2 separate regions of the Homo sapiens genome follow, and region 2 is linked to region 1. The links are chromatin loops, found by intact Hi-C in ENCODE. Cell type or tissue: MCF 10A. All regions are shown on one strand.

Region 1 (2,500 bases):
AGTCCTCGGGGATGATTTCTTTAGCCCCTGTAGAGTTCAAAAACTTGGGCCAACATTTACAAGCAGGAGATCCCAAGTGGTTACTTTCTTTAGGCAAACAGGAAAATCTTGCCACACCTCCTGGCCATTCTGGGCTGACACCAGTCATCCACCTGAGACCAGACAAGTGTTGTCCAGTTCAACGCAGCCCCAGTTTCCTATCCCCTCTCCAACCTTGAGGGCAGCCATCGACTGCAGTTCATTTCCATGCTAGTGCTGGAAGTTTTACTGGCGTCGAAAAACATGGCTCTGAAACCCAAGCTTATACCAAAAGGAGAAAAACAATATATGTAGGGCCTCATGATTTTATTACATCATGACTGACATAACCCTGAGTTTAAGAGCCTTGGGCTATGTCTCCATTTCAAATATACCTTTTCTTTCCCCTTTCTTTCTTTCTTTTTCTTTCTTTCTTCTTCCTTCCTTTCTTTCTCTTTCTTCTTTCTCTTTCTTTTCTTTCTCTTTTTCCTTCCTTCTTCCTTCCCTCTTTTTCTTCCTTTGTTTCCTTGCTCCCTTCCTTCTTTTCCTTCCTCACTCCCTCTCTTTCCTTCTCTCTCTTCCTTTTCTTTATTTCTTTTTTCTCTTTCTCTTTTTTCTTTCTTTCTCATCTTTCTTTCTCCTCTTTCTTCTCTTTCTTTCTTTCTTGACAGAGTCTCTCTGTTACCCAGATATGGAGTATGATACAGGCTCACACACCACACCCAGCTAATTTTTTAATTTTTATTTTGTAGAAATGGGGTCTTGCCATCTTGCCCAGGCTGGTCTCAAACTTCTGGCCTCAAGTGATCCTCCTGCCTCAGCCTCCCAAAGTGTTGGGATTGCAGACATGAGCCACCTCGCCCAGCCAAGTACACCTTTTCTTTGTCCTGTGAACAGTCTCACAAAGAAGGCATCCAGAAGCCTCCTTTAGGTGAGGATCCTTGAGTTCAGAGGCGTGGAGGGACTTGCCCAAGGTTAAATAACTAGACATAGACACAGTACGTGACGATAACATCTCATCCAGCACAGGCATCTGCATAAACTGCATTCCCAGCCACACACCACCAGTGTGTTCACCATGACAGGGTGTGCGACCTGATGCAATAGCCCTTGTGTAATCTGACACATCCCCATTAGGTGGCACCATAAACCAACAAAGCTTTCCAGGACAATGCCTTTGCGGAAATTGGTTTTCTTGCATTATTAGGGATTTTAAGGCAGAATTGTTTTTCCCCTCTTTCTCTCTTAAAAAAAAAAAAAAGTCTTTCAATATACAATGTAGCATGGCTTTCGTGCCAGGCATAAAATGAAATTTGCCTTAATCCATTGCCTAGGGAGAAAGTGTGTGTGTGTCACAACTGACATCTGTTAAATGTTAAATGAAGTAAGCAAGCAATAAGAAGGTCTGAAATACATTCTTTGTTCAAGAAGTCGTGCAGACACTGATCAGCTGCTCTGTACAACTGGGAATAAAACAAGCACCTTTTTCTCCCCCCAACAAGCGCCACTGAAAGCCCCCAAGGAGGGCAAAAGCAGAGGATGGGTGGACTTGCGTGCCGTGAGGTTAACACTTCTGTTTCAAGTTCAAGCAAATTGGCTTGGCACAGCAGGAATGACCACACTGCCAGCTCCATTGTACCTGCTTCCTCCCCAGGGCTGAACAGGAGCCCAGGCTTGTCTGTCCTTTCCTGCTATTTCTTTTGCAAAGTGTAAGAAGGTGTGAGGCTTCATCCAAATTACCTGATCAGTTTTGACCATCAGCATGTTATTATGGTGGATCTATTCTTAAAATATATTTGTTCTTTTGTTTTCCTCACTAGCAAGGAATTTTGAACCAGTCACTCCAAAGTTAGCCCTTGCAATTTATTAGTCAAGCTTCGTTATTAACATTATTAACAAGAGAATGAGAACAGATGTAATTCCAATATGCAGCTGGAATATCAGCTAAAAATGTGCTCCTTATAAAGATATACAGGATTATCAAATGAGAAAGAGAAGCTTTGCCTATGCAACCAATTATAATTGTGGGATGGTGTATTTTGGGTATTGGAATTTTTTGATAAACATAAGGATAGGCAGAAAGCCCTTCGGTTTCAATCCTTTGTTTCATCCTTTCCCTCATTCCTAGAAATAGGTTAGGTATCTATGGCAGTAACAGTGAGTGCTTCCCAAAGAGCCACACACGTTTTCAAGCCTCCCCTGCGGTTGAGTTGAGCCATATGGATGAGTTCTGGTAAATGGGAAAATATTTACTTGTATTTTCTTTGAGTTCTATTGTAGTTTTATTTTTGTATTTAATCCCTGTGGAATTTATTTTAGTATATTAGTTTCAAGCCGGTTGTTCCCAGACTATTTAATTAATCTTTCCTTTTCCTACCAATTGCACATACCAATCAGTATATGATAAATTCTGATTTCTGGTTCAGTAATCAATTTTCTCATTCCTATGTTGGTATCAAATTCCCAAATTAGAGTAATTTTG
Region 2 (2,500 bases), 740 kb after region 1:
CTGTGGCTACCTCCCTCCTCTTTTTTAATAGAGATGGGTTTTCAGATGTGTTTTAACTCTATGATTAATCTATGCACAACCTATGCACATATTTACTCTCAGTTTGGATTTACTCATTATCCTAGCTTCCTATCTCTCAGTGTCTTGGATTATAAGACACTTTGGCAATAACTTCTATATATAAATTGAGACGATTGACATACTTTGATAATTTTATATGAAAAGATGCTCTTATACATTTTTCAGTTTCATGTAACTTAAATGTTTGTTAGTTAGCATCTAGTGGGTTAAATAGTGTAGTAAAATAAAGGGCACCAAACACTTTTCCTTTTGAAGCAACTTTATAGAACAGAAAGACTTTAAAGCAGTCATAGTCATAGCAGGAAAAATAAAACTTTCTTACTTGAATATTTCTGTGTAGTGTTTTTTAAATTGTAAATTATAGGTGAAGAGACACTGTAGTATTTTTTATCCTTAGGCTGTTAACTTAAGCTGGTCTTAATAACCCCATATTACAAATCAGGGAAAAGGAAATACATGAGAGATTTTGTGTAAGTTTCATGAAACCTGAAACTATTCTTGTGTTTACTGCTATATTCCGTGCATTTAGCATATAAATAGTTATTAACAAACAATTATTGAGTAAATATTTGTGGAGGTAGGAGGCTAGGCTAGGTGGATTTGGTTAAAGTAAGAAAATTTAATTTTTCTATAAGATATGTAAATTTTAGTTAATACAATGAAAATCATTGCAATTACATGTTGCCTGATAAGCATCAAGAGCCACATAGTTTTTGAGGCAGTTTGATTTGGTAAATGCCATAGTAACAGAAGGCGGTTTTCAATCAGTCAGAAATACGCTCGTGATATTGTTTTGAGCTTGACTATTAATATAACAAGATTAAAACATAATTATGAAAACCTGTAAAGCCTCTTCTATTTGAAACCTTTGTTTAAAATACATGACTCAGGGAAGACATTAACTTTTTAAATGGACGTACTCAAGAAATTAATTTTCTTTGGTATTTGCTGCCACCATATGGCAGACTAATTCTATTACCATATCTGTTACATGCTGTAGAACCTAAAATAATGTACCTTTAATATTTTCTGATGAGGTTGATTTGTTCATAAATAATTTTGACAAGGGAAGAAATAACAGATTTTTATGTTTAGAACTATAGCTGACCTTCCTCCAACTATCCAAGGATAGTTTATGTCTTCTAACATTTTAGAAGGCATTAATTACTACAATAGTAATTACTATAACAAAGATGATTCTTTGTCATAGCATTGATGACGATTCTTTCAGAACAATAAGAAGTGTGTGGGTGGTGCAGTGGCTCACTCATGTAACCCCAGCACTTTGGGAGGCCAAGGCAGGAGGATCGCTTGAGCCCAGGAGTTTGAGACCAGCCTAGGCAACATAATGAGACCCCATCTCTACAAACAAATTAAAAAATTAACTGGGTGAGGTTATGCATGCCTGTGGTCGCAGCTACTGAGGAGGCTGAGGTGGGAGGATCATTTGAACCCAGGAGGTTGAAACTACATTTGGGCCACTGTACTCCAACCTGGGTGACAGGGCAAAATTTTGTCATAAAAGAAAAACAAAAGAAATGTGGTTGGCCCCACACTTTTATGTAGGGAATGTAATTCTGACATTTGTTCTTTCTAGGTCATTGCACTTGAGAATTATGGCTCCATAATTTTTTAGGCCTAATTTTATTTATGTGAAGACAAGCCATTTCACTAAAATTAACTTGTGGGAATTTTATTTTTTATCTTGGGAAAAGTATTATACAAGAATATATAATATTCTTAGAAAAATTATTATATATGAATTTTAAAATAGAAGCAACCCAAATATTTACTCTTAGGAAATTAAATACAGTATTTTTGAATGGAATGTCATATTCAGGGTGTTGCGGAATATTTAAGGTCCACATTGTTAAATGAGGAGTGATGGAGACAAGCAAGTTACTAAATAATATGTATGTATTATCCTAACCTTTAAAAAAGTATATATATATACTTTTTATATATAATATATGTATAAAATTACCAGAGTTTTCTTTGAGAGATATTGCAGTGATTTCTTAAATTTATGTATTACTGAAATGAGTATGTTCTACATATTCAAAAAGCGTATAGATTGAATATTTTAAACTTTTCATAGGCAGTTTCTTAAATCAACACGTCCCCATGGGTAAATAATTGCTGATTAGTAAGTAACTGAATATATTATTAGTGAATGCATTTGAAAAGTTTGTGTGTGTATATGTGTGTGTGTGTGTTTGTGTTTAAGATTTATGAGAATGACTTGTTGCTAGGAATTCTAAGAAACAAACACCACTTTTTAAGTCTCTTCTGGGAAGCCAATTCTGTTTAATATATAAAGAAAGCCTTTAAAAAATGTTTTGTTGCCCAGATTAGTATTTTTTTTCTTGATAGAAGGATAAAAGTAAATTCTGAATTAATAAAATCCAAAGTAAGTTTT

What was found. A loop is a pair of places that touch in the nucleus more often than their neighbours do. Peaks named below come from ENCODE experiments on the same cell type or tissue, not always from the same donor. Only the 100,000 strongest peaks of a DNase experiment are listed, where the experiment ranks them.
Region 2: a loop joins it to region 1, with 23 times the contacts of the local background. A loop is called at or near these places in 12 of 110 quality-filtered maps.

Annotation. Positions count from the first base shown.
Region 1 is chr3:16,549,607-16,552,106 of GRCh38, reverse strand. No RefSeq gene overlaps it. Among named protein-coding and RNA genes, the nearest start is that of LINC00690, 15 kb to the right of the region's middle. In MCF 10A, a CTCF peak has its summit at 1,145 (motif pointing right); a DNase peak (open chromatin) is centred at 1,136.
Region 2 is chr3:15,814,426-15,816,925 of GRCh38, reverse strand. It overlaps a transcript of ANKRD28 not described here. Among named protein-coding and RNA genes, the nearest start is that of ANKRD28, 18 kb to the right of the region's middle. In MCF 10A, a CTCF peak has its summit at 1,078; a DNase peak (open chromatin) is centred at 1,015.